Regions from separate parts of the Homo sapiens genome. Here region 2 is linked to region 1. Evidence: chromatin loops called from intact Hi-C (ENCODE). Cell type or tissue: psoas muscle. All regions are shown on one strand. Region 1 overlaps PDE4D (phosphodiesterase 4D). Region 2 overlaps PDE4D (phosphodiesterase 4D).

Evidence for each region. Hi-C counts contacts between places; a loop is a spot of excess contacts. Peaks named below come from ENCODE experiments on the same cell type or tissue, not always from the same donor. Only the 100,000 strongest peaks of a DNase experiment are listed, where the experiment ranks them.
Region 2: a loop joins it to region 1, with 2.1 times the contacts of the local background. A loop is called at or near these places in 18 of 110 quality-filtered maps.

The regions. Positions count from the first base shown.
Region 1 is chr5:59,170,423-59,178,422 of GRCh38, reverse strand. All of the region lies in intron 5 of PDE4D (phosphodiesterase 4D), which reads left to right. Among named protein-coding and RNA genes, the nearest start is that of PDE4D-AS1, 130 kb to the right of the region's middle. In psoas muscle, a CTCF peak has its summit at 4,006 (motif pointing right); no DNase peak of the experiment used is centred here; H3K27ac peaks cover 3,572 bases.
Region 2 is chr5:59,124,548-59,132,547 of GRCh38, reverse strand. The region is part of intron 5 of PDE4D (phosphodiesterase 4D); the gene reads left to right. Among named protein-coding and RNA genes, the nearest start is that of PDE4D-AS1, 89 kb to the right of the region's middle. RefSeq lists a silencer at 79-279 and enhancers at 3,953-4,862, 4,863-5,773. In psoas muscle, no CTCF peak of the experiment used is centred here; a DNase peak (open chromatin) is centred at 4,697; H3K4me3 peaks cover 3,853 bases; H3K27ac peaks cover 7,917 bases.

The sequences.
Region 1 (8,000 bases):
CATTCGTACCCACAAGCTCCTGACCTGAGGCCTAGGGACAAGGGGGACACAGAAATACCTTATCTAGAAAGGGAAACTAATTAACTGTTGTTACCACTTAGTGCTGCTGGGCTCCTCACAAAGCACAACAGGAAATGAACTGACTAAAACTGGGAAGTCGTTTTTCTTGCCCAAGCATAGCAAACCAAGGTGGGAACATGGCATAGGGATGGAGGGATGAGGGCAGTAGCAGGGGAAGGTTCCCCTTTCTGAGCCCATTTTGAAAAAGTGGGCCCTTAAAACCTCAGTGCTAGTAATAATAATGATGGTTGAGATTTTGACATTAGTAAGATTTGAGACACTCAGAAAAGGCAGTGCTTGTGCCTTTCCTCCCTCTGCAGCTGACCACTCAGGCCCCACCCTCTAGGCTCACTCCCCCTGAAGTTGGAACCTGGCTGTACTGTGGCAGTAGTCCTGGGAAGGGCAAAGAAGTATTAAAAAGAGTCAGTGAGGCACCCTTAAGATGAATGGGTCCCTGTTGATAGGGGTCAGACCTAGTGCCTGGAGCAGCATGAGGACCAGCTTCCATGTGGCTTCTCTCACTAGAGGCCCCAGGTACAGGTTCGCAAATGTATGCCTGTCTATCCCTCAACATAGGAATAAGGTCTAGAGTAACAGTGTAGCCTAACAGTTAAGTTCATGGCTGATCCAAAAGGCTGCTAGAGCACACAGCTCCAAGTGCCTCCGGAGGGCAACTCCACAGAACATCACAACATGGTGCCCCTAGAATTATACCACGTGGTTGCTCTGCCTACCCAGCACTCAAATCATGCTCTATCATGAGAGCTTTGTGGCCCTGGGCAGGTTGCATACCCTTTCTCTGCTCAGTTTCCCTACCTATAAAATAGTGACACTGCTTCCTGCAGTTGTTGCTGGCTTGAATGAGTGAACACGCATGATGCCCTTAGCATAGTGCCTCACAGAACCAGCACTTAATACATCTTTTTAAATTCCATTTTGTTGTTATTACTTGGTTTTGTTTCTAGGGCCCACTGTATACATAGAACTAGGGGTTTCTTCATCAATTCAGGCTGCCATAACAAAGTACCATAGACTGGGTGGCTTATAGACAACACAAATTTATTTCTCACAATTCTGGAGGCTGGAAGTCTGAGATCAGGATGCCAGCATGGTTGGGGTCTGGTGAGAGTCTTCTTCTAGGTTGCATCAGTGCCCTTTGTAAAGGCACTAGTCTCATTTGTGAGTGTTGAGTGCTCCACCCTCACGACCTAATCACCTCCCACAGGCCCGGCCTCCAAATACCAACACATATTGGGTTAGGATATTGAAATGAATTTTAGGGGCACACAAGCACTCATTCCGTAACAAGGGGGTAATGGAAAGAATAGGACAAAGACACAAACGAAGGAAAGGGAACAGTGAGAGAAAGGCAAGCTTGCAAGATCATGAGAGGAAAACTTGTGGGTCCTTAAATTGGCCAAAATGGATGCGCTTGCTTTGTGCCCATCAAAATGGGGTCTCCTCCTGCTCCCAGCACTGTCTCCTTTATTCTCATCACAATTCACAGACGCTGGTAGCTTTGTGATAGAGATGATACACTGTTGTTCAGGATGAATTTCTAAGTCTAAGAACTCACTTTTGAGTCATAGTTGTTTGAAGGAGAAATATTAATTCTCTATCACTTTTCTGTAAACCAACTCTAATTTTTAAAAAAGAAGAGTTAAGAACTTCAGCAGTCTACATATCACATACCATGCTTTCTAAGGAGTTGTCACATAGAATTTACAATACCCTCTTCCTCTTTTCAAGGTTATTGCATTTGACATGTATTAAAGCCAGGAGAATTTGATTTTTTTTTTTTTTTCTTGAGATAGAGTTTTGCTCTTATCGCCCAGGCTGGAGTGCAGTGGCGCGATCTGAGGCTCACTGCAACCTCCGCCTCCTGGGTTCAAGCAATTCTCCTGCCTCAGCCTCCCAAGTAGCTGGGATTACAGATGCCCACCACCACGCCCGGCTAACTTTTTGTGTTTTTAGTAGAGACAGGGTTTCACTGTGTTAGCCAGGATGGTCTTGAACTCCTGACCTCAGGTGATCCACCCACCTTGGCCTCCCAAAATGCTGGGATTACAGGCATGAGCCACCACACCTGGCCGAGAGTTTGATTTTATAGCATTAGGGTTTTAAAGCTAGGTTTTAAAGGTAGGTCACTGGCCAGTTTTTATTTCAATATATAGTAGGTAAACATACAGGTCTAAAATGATCTAACAATTCCTTAAAAGTAAGGCTTTGAAGTTTGCATTTATAAAAGAGACTTAAATAGCTCTTTTGCTCTTTAGTGTGATATGACAAAGATGATGTGTGGCATTTGGAGCCTGAATGTGAACCCAGTCTCTCCTTTTTGCTTCATTTCCTCATTTTGGAGATTTGAGTACCTAACACTTAGGACTGTTGCAAGAATTCAAGGAGATAAGTTATATAAAAGGATAGAGTTCAAGTTGGGCATGGTGGCACACCCCTATAATCCCGGCTACTCAGGAGACCAAGGTGGGAGGACTGCTTGAGCTCAGGAATTCAAGACCAGCCTGGGCAATGTAATGAGACCCTGTCTCCTAAAGTAAAAAAAAAAAAAAAAAAAAAAAAATGGAGGCCGGGCATGGTGGCTCATGCCTGTAATCCCAGCACTTTGGGAGGCCAAGGCGGGTGGATCACCAGGTCAGGAGTTCAAGACCAGCCTGGCCAAGATGGTGAAACCCCGTCTCTATTAAAATACAAAAATTAGCCAGGCGTGGTGGCAGGTGCCTGTAATCCCAGCTACTCGGGAGGCTGAGACAGGAAATCGCTTGAACTCTGAGGGCGGAGGTTGCAGTGAGCCGAGATCAGGCCACTGCTCTTCGGCCTGGGTGACAGAGTGAGACACCGTCTCAAAAAAAAAAAAAAAAAAAAAAAAAAAAGAAAGAAAAATGGATAGAGTTCCGAATGTGATGAGGAACTCACCAAGTGTTTCTTCCTATAACCCTGTCCCAATGCCTGACATTTTTTTGTTCCTAAAGCTAATTTAAAAACTGGTAGAATAGAGGTAACAGAGAATATTGGTATGTCAGCTTCTTTGGTACATTTCATTTATGATTTTGTTTTCACACAGTCATGGCATGACATTTTTAGTAATCCTTTTATCATTTAGAGTAAGGCTCACCTACATACGTCCTTAATGTGTGGTGCACACCAGAAGTAAAGAGTGCATTGGAACATGAGAGGGTGGCAAAGAGTCAGAGATGCCCAAGCCATACCTGCACTGGGACAGTGATCCCATTTTTGAAGTACAGCCATGTAGCTTGGAGCACAGTCCTTCCTTGTAAGCATTTCATTTTCGAACAACCTTAGCTCAAGGCAAGCATTCTGCAGCCATCTCATTAAATGTTACATCTTCACAATACCATTTTCAATGCTTCTGAATTTCCATATTTCCAATATGTTTATTTAATCATCCTCAATTAGAGGATTTTCATGCAAGGACACAACTCTAAAGAAAACGTATTTAAATATCTTTATTTTAAAGATGAAAAAACTGAGACCTAGTGAGAGAGGGTGCTGCTTAGTGACAATGCCAGGAATAAACATGTGGTTCCTTTTTCGAGTCCATGGTCCTTCTTACACCTTTATAAAGTAAAATAAACCATTAGATTCGGGTGGCCTTTATACCCACCGTGGAAGTATATGCTTTAGAGAAAGTAAATGAAGTATTAATACTAACTCCTGAGTAATAGATGTGGCATTGTATTATTTGTATATGAGCTTGAAAATTTCTCATCCCAACCTCTCACTGGACATATCTCTGTAGTTATAGCTATTTTGATTATATCTACTGCTTATACCCCAGAGGCATAGAGACCAGCACCCTAAAGCAAAAGACTTCTGGATTTTGACTTTGGAAAATACAAATTCTTCTACAGGAGCGGTGAAACTAGTACAGCTGCCTGCTCTTTACCTGTAGGGGGAGACACATGATGCAGTGACAAGCATAGAACAGCACAGAAGTGGTTTTAGTCCAGAAAATAAATAAATAAGTAAATTGGTCTAAGTCTTCATTCCTTTTTGTATTTTTTTACCCTGAAGATTCATGGCTTCATTAAAAACAGTAAGTGCATTCTAAATAGAATTTAGTCAATTGGCACGTAGAAAATTAAAAAGTAAACTATCCAAATAATGCTAGTCTGTCAAAACACAATGAGAAGAAATTTAATCTTATATGTTTGTTGTTCTAAAGCACAAGCAGTTTCTAAGAATTAATAAGGGGGAAAAACAATAATGATATTTAATTGGGACAATTATTTTTTTGTTATCTGGGCTAATCACTTAATGCTTTGAGCTTATCGAATGAAAGAAACTAAGCAACTATTTCATGGTGACAATAAGGATGCTGGCTACTTACTTAGATCTGCCTTTTAAATCTGTGTGTGTGTGATAAAAGCAAGTAGTATATATAGTTTTTTAAAAAGAAATATAGAGAGATCTAATAGATGGGAGCAAGAACCATATAAAGAAGGCAAAAGGGATCTACATGAGAGAAATATGTAAGTCCTCAGGAGATACTGAAGTAAAACATGTGTTGTGTCAGTGTATAGGGAAGACAAGAGACCCAGCCATTGCCAGAGAAGCCCTACTTCCTCATCAACCACCAGCAGGCAGCAGCTTCATGCTGTAGTTCTTTTTTTCCTTTAATAGAATAAAGATTGTGGCCACACTTTAATAATTGCCAGAAATATGTGTTCATTAAGCTTTTTAAGAAATGTGATCGAAAAATGCTGATGATACATTGTGTTTAATAGCTTTAATAAAAAACTGATAAAGCATCTAATACATCTAATGACTGTCGGATTTCCTAAATCTTTTAAGCTGAAGGAGTTTACTTTTACAAAAATCCTCATTGAAAAAGAATCTTCCGGTAAAAACATTGAACTGAAAGATTTGCATAAATGCATGGAGTATTACTATTTATTAGTTAAACTTATGATCTTTTAGAGCAGTAAAAGTCAGTTCTCTTTCTTACAAATGAATTTGTTTTGGCCTTTTATGCTTTTATTTAATGAGTAGAGCCATACCTATTAATATATAAAAAGATCAGATCTGACACCGTGGCTTTTTGACCAGGAATTGATTGAAGTTAGACTTGTTTTAAGAATAGTGAAAACAAGGGCTATGTCCTAATTATGAGGGGAAATAATTTAATTGTGTCTCTCTTGTCTGAATATCTGATTTGGATGCTTTGTTATAACTTTAATTGAAATAATTAAATGGGGCTCATGTTCATTTAGCCTAGCAAAAAGGTGATGAGCTAGCATATATGTTAAAAACCCAGCTTTCCTCTTAGTAGTTGTCTAATTTTGGTCAATGTACTTAAATTCTCCAAGTTTTGGGGGTATTCTTTATCAGTAAATTCTAATTCAGTGCTTAACATAGTACTTGGTACTCAGAATGTATTCAACAAATGTTACTTATCATTATTGCTATAATATTATTATTATTATTATCTGCTTGGTCAACAGTATTTTCCATGCACCTTATATATGGCATGCATACGCTCTGGAGGTAAAATGTGACTACTGGTTCAAGAAATTTACAAAGTAAGGGAGAAGGAATTATAAATAGTTAAGTACTAGCTAAATGCCATGATTGAAGCCTTTATATTTTTTATTTTAATTAATTAATTAATTTTTAGAAATAGGGCCTCACTCTGTTGCCCAGGCTGGAGTGAAGTGGTACGATCTTGTCTCATTGCAACCTCCGCCTCCCAGTCTCCAGCAATCCTCCCACCTCAGCCTCCTGAGTAGCTGGGACTACAGGCATGCACCACCACGTGTGCATAATTTTTTATTTTATTTTTTGTATTTTTTGTAGAGGCGGCGTTTTGCCGTGTTGCCCAGGCTGATCTGGAACTCCTAGGCTCAAGCAATCTGCCCACCTTGGCCTCCCAAAGTGCTGGGATTATAGGCATGAGCCACAGAGCCTGGACTGAAACCTCTTTAAATATATATATTTATATAAATATATATTATATATAATATATACAAAATATATAATATATAATATATTATATATTATATATTTTATAAAATTATATATATTTCTTATATAAATATATATTTCTTATAAATTGTATAAATATATATTTATTATATATTATATACATATTTATTATATATTTATTATATATTATATACATATTTATTATATATGTATTATATATTATATACATATATTATATAAATATATATAATATTATATATTTATTATATATATAATATATATTTATTATATATATAATATATATTTATTATATATATAATATATATTTATTATATATATAATATATATATATTATATATATAATATATATTTATTATATATATAATATATATTTATTATATATATAATATATATTTATTATATAAATATATAATATATAAATATAATTCTCATATAAATAAATATAATATTTATTATATAATGTATTTCTCATATATATGCTTATTATATAATAAATATATTTCTCATATAAATATATATGTTTATTATAAAATAAATATATAAAATATATATTAAATAATTATATTATATATTTAATATATAATATATATGAATATGTATTCATATATAGAGAGAGAGAGAGCCAGTGGCTCTACCTAGGAAATGCTCCCTGATAAATTTGAAGAACATAATGCTTTCCATGTGGTTAGGGGAGGATTGAGGATTACCTCACAACAAAAGACCAGCAAGAATAAGGTATGGAAGCATGGAATGCCTGTCCATATCAGGGGACTGGGAACAGTAAAGGACAAATTGAGTTAAAGGTGTATAGGAGCAACTGAACAGGATGCTCCAGAGGTAGATTAAGGAAATAATATTTGAGGCCTACATAAATAACAGTGGACTTTATTTTATGGACAGTGGAAAATCATTGAGCATTTCCAATCGTAGGAACAAATACACATTTCAGAATGACAGTAATTGGAAGCAGTGTAGAAAGAGATTGAAAAGAAGAAAGACTAGGGGCAGCCCCATACTCTTCAGGGGGCTGTCACAGGCCTTGTACAGGATCAAGATAATGCAGCTCTGAACTGGGGTGGAAGTGGGGCTGTGGAGATGAGGGAATGGGTTCACAACTCTTCAGAGATAGGATTGAAGGGACTTGGGGGTTGATTAGAGCAGAGACTGAGGATGAACAATTTTAAAGTGAAAGTATGAGCCAGGTGTGGTGGCTCACGCCTGTAATCCCAGCAGTTTGGGAGGCTGAGGCGGGTGGATCACCTGAGGTCAGGAGTTCAAGACCAGCCTGGCCAACATGGTGAAACCCCATCTCTACTAAAAATACAAAAATTAGCCAGGCGTGGTGGCACGTGCTTGTAATCCCAGCTACTCTGGAGGCTGAGGCAGGAGAATTGCTTGAACCCAGGAGGCAGAGGTTACAGTGAGCCGAGATGGCACCATTGCACTCTAGCCTGGGCAACAAGAGAGAAACTTCATCTCAAAAAAAAAAAAAAAAAGTGAAAGTATATATACACATGTTCATTACAGCACTGTGAATGTGCATAAAGGGTTAAAAACAATCCAAATTCTAAATAATGTGTGAATTCTATTTAGGTAGGGGTTAAAAAATTCCCATAATAAAATGATTTTAAATAATTTATTTTTGAGAAAATTTTAATAATATGGAAAAATGTTTGTATTTTAAGGAATACATAATAAAGTGCCATGTGGGCAATAGGCACACATTTAATGCACTTTAATTATGTATATTGAATTGAACTTAAGTTACTTTTAGTTGTTGACCAGTAGTTAGCAAAGGTAGATAGGTTTACCATTTTACATTGAATCTAGTGACAAACATGTTATTTCTCAGGTCCCAGTTGTTAGTTTGCCTCTCCTTGCCTAGAAAGGGCACTGGTGAGACCCGCCCTAACAATATTTCAATATTATGGTTCCACAGTCCAGCATTAACTGTA
Region 2 (8,000 bases), 46 kb after region 1:
AATTAAATTTGAAATATTATACCATTGAATAAGGTCCTCTGGATAGTTTTGAGATTTAATATTCTTTATTTCAATTTACATGTATACTGAATCACGTAAAAGTTATTTAGGTCAGTACTTCCCCACATTTGTTCCTTCATGACATACGCTGATAACTATATTTCTACGAAAACTGCAGTAAATAAAGGATGTGGCTTGTGTTCAGTCTCCCACCCACTAGCGACAAGAGCCAAGGGAAATCAATAGCTTGGCTCACCTGTCATCTCCACTCTTTGGCACACCATTGAGAAGTCTAATATGTGCAAAGAAAAGTTAATTTTACTTTCAAGGGTTATACCTTTGCTTATTCCAAAGAACGGTGGGGGAGTGTACCAGGGCCATTATTATAATGTATATTATTAAACTTTTTACATTTTAACTGATTTCTCTTATAGTAAAATTAATTATATATTAGCTTTGGGGTATACAAAATTGCACTTTGATAATAATATTTAGGAATTGGCAACTTTGTGGGCAAAGTTGTGGGAACTATCAGAAAAGTAAAAAATAAAGGTGGGACCCGAAAGAAGGAAGGATTGTAGGTTGGAGCCATACGCGACTAGAAACTAAGACATGTATCCTTAAAAACCCTCAAATCTGTGTTCTGATGGGAAAACCCTGCTAAGTCAATGGTTCCCAGACTTTGGAATTTCAAAACAAAAAACTGTGAGGCCCAACATACAATTACCAACTCTTCATTTTTGCCAAACAAAACTATTTTCAACAGAACACACTAACATATACTGGAACCATGATTTCATATTATGACATTTATTTTCCACATTCTATATACTTTTAATATGCAAAACAAGGACAAAAAGGGCAGTCATCTCCCATGGGGGGCTTAGAAATCTCTCATTAATGTGTGTGTGTGTGTGTGTGTGTGTGTGTGTGTGTGTGTGTGTGTGTGTTTTAAATTGGCCTTATTATTTCTTTAAATTTAACCAAGGGCCAGTAAAACTCCCTTTTGGAATACCACACGCCCGTGCTGTTCAGGAATGATTATGATAAAGTCATTCATGAGGACATAGAGTTATTTCATATGCTCTCAAAAATGACTTGCAGTGCGAAACACAGCTACTATTGGACAAGACAACAACCCAACTTTATATAACAATTTTTTAATTCACTAGTACTTGTGTATCAGTCAATAAAGTACCTGGTACTTGTGTACTAGGCACTGGGATGGAGTTGGGGATACGAAAGTGAAAAATATAGTCACAATTTCTACCTTATACTCTAGTAGGGGAAAGAAAAACAAAATGTATGATTGAACTGCCTTAAGCACCATGAAGGCAACATACAAATTGCTGTGAGAGCATATAACCAACTCAGAAATCAGCCTTAAACTGAGACCTAAAAAGGACTCCCCCTGTGCCTTTTGTATATTTAAGGCATCTTTTTTATATTCTAGAAATACAATATCATTGAGCAGATAGATTCCAAAGGGCCATCTTCTAGCTGGATGAAATAGAAAAGGGCACCCCTTCCTCAGGCTAACAGCCCTGCCTGCTGAGGGCATAGTTAGGTGAATGGATCATCACTAATGAATGGATGGTTTTAAAGAAGGGAATAACATGACCAAATTTGCATTTAACTTTACTCAATAGTCTGGAGTATTTAAATATGATTAAACCTTTTCTTTCCATTCACTTGAATGAGGCAGAAGGGCTATTCAGGAATTTAAAGTTGACTAAGGTATTGATTGGGTACAAAATTTTTACTAGGTAGGTAAGGGCAGGATGATTCCATTAGAAACAAGAACTTTTTCTCCAGTGCTCTGGGAAGAATTGATTGGTTCAGGGCTAAATCACCAAGATGAATACCTTCTTTTGATTCACACACCCTTTTGACATCTGGGTTTCCCTGAATCATATGCAATCTAGGACTTACGCAGACCACTCCAGTTTCACTTACGAAATTTGGGTTAGCCAACTTAAACAGTCATGGCTGTAATTTGCTTCTGAGTTAAAATGCTATTATTATTTTATGTTATTTATGGATTCCTGCAAAGGAGAAAGCATTTTTATTTTGATAAATTTTGTTATTAATGAAATTAACTCAATTTTGTAGTAACATAGTATACAGTGAAAATGTGCTTTACGAGATGCCGTGGCTTGTCTCTCAAATGGACAATGAGGCTTTCCGAAACCTTTGTGCCTTTAAGTTTAAGGAATTGATTTGGCGTCTTATCTCAGTGTACACAAAGCTTAGTTATCACCTAGGAAATATTGGATGTTTGTCTCAGGGAGAAGAGACAATTTTTGAGACCACAATTAGGTTTTGTAGCTATTTGACATCCAATTATAATCAGATACTCAGTGAAACATGCATTCATAATGCAGGCCAATGATCATATATTTGGCTTAGCTTTTCACTAGAAAAATTCTTTAAAGAAATATTGTCCTTCCAATTTTAGTGGTACTGAGGAACAGCTCTGGTTATAAGGGGGGAAATACTATATGTCCTTTGTTCAATCTTACTAATCTTTATTAATTTTATGATTTTCCCCATTTATTTTTTAAAAATCATTAATAAAATTATCCTTGATTGAGTTTCTCCTATGTGCTAGGCATTGTGATAGGACTTTAGTAAACATCATCTCTAACCCTTTCAATAACCCTGCAAGGTAGGGTCATATTTTATAGATAAGGAAACTGAGGCTCAGAGAAGTTATGTCTTGAAATTATATAGTAGCAAGTGGTTAAGCCAGGTTTCCAACACAGGTTTGTCTGACTCTAAAACCAGCATCTGCCCCATCTCCTCACCATTCGCGACCAGAATGTGATGCACGTCTACCAAAAAGAGAGTAGCAAAAGGTGATTTATAGAAGCAGTTACAGTCCTCTGAAGAGAAGGCAAAACTATTGGGGATAGGGAAAAAGTAACTATAAAGATCATATTTATATAATCGAATATTAACTTAATGGCTTGAATTAGGTGGCAAATAAAATATATTAGCAAGCAATGTTACAAACCATGGTGAGAGCTATGTAGTAGATGAAGCAGAATGATGGCTGGGCTCAGGGAGCTCATACATTTGGAACCCAGATAAATCTTTGCTCCTTCTTCCCAGAGCCCATCATCACTTTTTAAAAACACGTCTTTGCTGGGCTCAGTGGCTTACATCTGTAATCTCAGCACTTTGGGAGGCAAGGCAGGAGGATTACTTGAGCCCAGGAGTTTGAGACCAGCCTGGGCAACATAGGGAGATGCTGTCTCTACAAAAAATAACAAAGAACAAAACCATCTGAATTTCATGCATTCCAACATATATTATTTTGTTCCATTCTACTTAATAACCTTTACACTAGTTGTGAAACTCACTGAAAACAAAGGAGAAACTCATTATAATTCATCTAAACATTCCTGAAATATCACTTTAATCAAAAAATTAAGAAATATTGCTCAGATTTAAAAGAAAAATGGAAACTCCCTTGGCAAGTGGGTTTGAGGTTTGGTCATTAGGTTTTGAATAATCAGGAGCTATGTGTTGTAGTAGGAAAAGCATACCATTTAGAGAGAGACAGCTTTAGTTTGTCAGTCCTGCCTCTTAATAGGTGGATGACCTTGAGTAAAGCATGACGCAGCCTTTGGGCATCAGTTTCCTCACTTAAAGGTAGAAGGGTTGAACCAGGTGTAAGCTGCTGTTCTTCCATGTTATGATTCTAAATAGTTCTAGATGGAATTATGTTGCACATTTCATATGTTGTTAAACAGCTTCTCTCTGGAACAGTTGCTCCTAATCTCCTAATAAGCTTACTATGGGTCACTCAGCAATCTTCAAGAGAAACAAACATTATTTGGTTGGTGGATACCAAGACAATTCTGATGTGTTTGTGTCAAAGATTGGTCAGATGAAATCTAACTAGACATGTATCATTCCATCATCAAGCGAAATGACCTTGACTCTAAACATCTTAATTTGAACTGTAGACATTTCCCAAATGCTTTAGGGTAGATTTGGACCATAATACACTCCACTGTAAATGGAGAAAGTTCATCATCCCCATAATAATTGCCCCCAAACTGCTAGGTAGGAATGCATACTGGGTTTAGTATGTATTAACTCCCTTGTGAATTCAGCTTTTGAGAGCAGACCTCTTAACAAGTCATGAGTATTTAGAGTGAAATATTTAATTCTTAGTGATACTATTTTCCTATTCTGCTATTATTATTCAGCTATGATTATTTTCCTTCTCCTCCCAACCTCCTATTTCTTTTTCTTTATTAAAAAAAGGAGAGGAGGTGCATGCTGCCATCTGGGGTGAATATGGGCTTCACGTGGGGACCTGGGCGCTGGTTCTGATCCAGAGAGTGAGCTAGGAGCACTTACACAAGAGGGTCTTAGCCACTGTGTCGGGGGAATAGCCTTATATCAAAGACTGAAGCCTTTTAGTAAAACCTGAAGAATAATCAGAAGCAGCATTGACTAGTCTCTAACCTTGGTTGAGGGACACACACACACACACACACACACACACACACACACACGGCTCTGAAAGCTCAGACACGGAGGACACGCTGTGATCCACTTAGCCCTCTCTTCTCCTTCAGGGGGTCCTTGCAGGACAGAACGCTAAGGAACAAAGTCTTAACTGGCAAGCTGCCGGCAGAAGGAGACTGTCTGGTGGATTGCAGCGCTGATTAGGAACGGGGAGTCCTTTGCGTTTCAGAATCCGGTCCACATTTTGCTGAGAGCCCAGGCACTGTGAATAAGAGGAGCCTCTGAGGACTGGTTTCTGATGTCGCACTAGGCATGATAAGAATGCCATTGACGTCAGCAGAGTCATCATCAGGGAGAATGGCACCCCAGCTCTTGAAACCACACCAAGCAATTGCAGTGCTTTTGAAAATTAAAAGCCGGTGCTGGAGTGTGGGGGGTGAGGTGGGGGGTGGGGGGGTGGGGAGGGAAAGAAGCAAAGAGGGAAGTCGTGGCTCCAGCTGAACTCTTCTTTCTTCTATGCGTTTCCTGTATTTTAAAAAGGCAGGCTCACGGCCCTCCTGTGCACACGCCCGCTCACTCACACACACTGCTGCCTGGGCTCATTAACCTAAATTGGGGGAGGTGGGGGAAGAAGAAAGAGAGAAAGAAGGAAAAAAATTAATTCTGTTAACACTTCTGCATGCACATAAAACAAACTGTGCCACCCAGGTGCTGGACAGAGGCCCTGAGCCACATAAGCCTCTGAGAATCAAATTGCTGAGGTAAAACTGATATGCTTTAAATGTGTGTTGATGAAGAGATTACAAGGGAGGAATTAAACACTTCAAAGGAGCTACTACAAAGCAACAATCACTCTTCCCCCATCCCTCACACACGCACATTACTGTGGACGCTTGCATGTTTGTGTGTCTGCCTGAGAAAATGGCAAAGTTGGTTTAGGAAGGGAACACTGCAGGCATGTTGTGATTTCAGCTTTCACAGGCAGCTCCAAGAACATCACCTCCAGCTATAATTCAACGGTTACCTGGACTGGAAAATGTCTTGGAGGTTACGAAGTCTTTGAATTCTTTAGTGTAAATTGTCTCCGCTTTGAAATTCCACAATTGATCGAATCCTTTCATTCTCTTTCCCACTCCTAATTGTTCCACTCTAACTCTCCACCCACCGCCAGGAATATGAAAACAACATAGAGTAGAACTGATGATATCAGCTGTATAACACGCTTTATTTTACGGCATTAATGGGCAGCTTTCCAAGTCCATAAAAATCTTTTGCTGATCTGATTTTAATATCCATATTCTTCAGTTATACTAGAAAGAATGATTTCCGAGATGTGGAAATGTTAGCCGGGAAACAAAAGGACATAGGCACATAAAGCAAAATCTGGCAGGAAATGTGGGTTTAATAAATTGAATTATGTGAAACTCCTATTTCAAATGGACTGATACTAGAGGAGCAGCCCTCGAGAGATATGCACAGTAATGATTCTTCGTTTTCAAAGACCTGTTTCTTTTTGAAAAGGAAGAAGCCCTGAACAGCATTCCTTTCAAATACACAAAGGTAGCTAAAGTACAACCTTCTCCTCTTTCCTATTTGTTCTTTAAAAAATTGTAAAAATTATATTAAGTGTGCTTCTTGTGATAGAGTCAATAAAGGGAGAAGGAGTTTAGCAAAGCACATTTACTATATACTCTTAACCCGTCTTGCTTACTGTAATAATCGAAAGAAAGATGGCTAATTGTCTTGCAGGAATTTGGGTTATCCTCTGAAAGGATACAAGTAAATTTGTAACTTGGGTCGTATTGGCTATTTTTTGTTCTCTTTTGCTTTCATTTTTGTTTTGTCTGAGGTTTATAAATGGAACCCTTCTTTCCTTTCTTCCTTTTTTCCTTCCTTCCTTCTTCCCTTCCTTTTTTCCTTTCTTCCTTGCTTTCTCTCTCTCTCTCTCTCTCTCTTTTTTTTTTTTTACAATTGTACTTAAAAGAATAAAGGATTCTGAAAATCAGTTCCAGGATCCAATAAGGGCCTAGATTGTATATCACAGGATCAGAGCCCCTTGCTCTCAAATTTATGATTGTGAGGATGTATTATTGTATTTGGGGGATCAATAAGCAGAGCCAGAGCCTTCACACAAGGCTCCTTGTGCCCCCTCCCCCGCTCCATCCCATGAGGTTAAAAAGCACTGACTTTGACTTTAACACTGTGAACAAAATACAGAACAACTGTTTCAATTCCCTTCACTATTTCTGCTATGTGCCTAGATTAGATGTTTTCTGACCTGTCTCCCTAAGTTGTTCCTGTCACTTGTGTCTGTCATTCGCTCCCCCATCGCATCCTGCCCAACCCTCCCTGTCTATGATTCGAATTGCTCTCTGTCCAGATCATTTCCTGCAGTGAAAAACGAAGAAAGACTTTCTCCCTTCTTCCCACCTACACATTCCTTTTGTCCCCCAAGATATCCCTTCCTCTTGCCTGGAATCTTCCCAGGCCTTAATTGATTGATTTAGGCCCCCTTTGCACCAGGCACCCTAGCGGAAGCCCAGAAAGCCCCAAGAGTCTGGATGTGTTTTGGAGAGCAGGCTCAGGTTCACTGCACACTAATTTGCAGCAGGAAGTGCTAGGAAGCCCGATGAGGGATGGGAATTAGCAAATAAGGTTGGCAGTCAATTGACAGAGGAAGCTTAAGGAAGAGGATCATTTTGAAAAGGAAAAATAATTTAATCCTTTTCAGGTGTGTTAATTTCTTTCGTGGACCAAATTACCATGGACCTGGAATAGTTGAGATTTTCCCTAAGGTCTGGCTGTACTTCATAGGGAAGAAGCAAGGGTAAGTGCAGTAAATTTGATTATGGACACCAGTCTAACTCTAGCTTAATGAGCCATGGAAACAAAATAGCTCAATCTCTTCTAACTGCTGTAATGCAACACTAGGAGCATTGAGAGCACTGTGGTTTTGGTTACACAAATTTGTAGTACAGGCCTTGCCTCAGCATTTGAACATTTCAGCAAGAGAGCTGAACTTGCTTCGTTCTTCATGTAGCAGATATAAGTCTTTTGGAATTAATTTGAAAAAAAAAGAAAAGAAAAGAAAAGAAATGTACCCAGAAAGCAAGAGATCTTAAATGTATCCAAAACCTAGAACAAACAAACATTAACATTTGCCATAATTACTGTGGGTGTTTTTAATAAAAATATATAGATAGATAATTTTGGAGGTTGCATTTCCCCACCATCACTGCCAGCCTCATTTTTCTTCCATCCTCTCCAGAACAACCTCTGCCATAAATTTAGGAAATAGTCAACCTGTTCACATTTTCATCTTTTTACTATATATGTTCTTATTCACAAACGAATATGTTGTAGTTATAAAAAGTCATCAGTATCTTTTAGCTTATTTTTTTAAATGCAACATTATGTTTGTTGGATCATTTTACTCTTGTCCCAGTGCACCCTGTAATTCCCATGAATTGACAGGTAGCGATAGATCAGCAGTAGTAAAGTAACTGATATGGGTA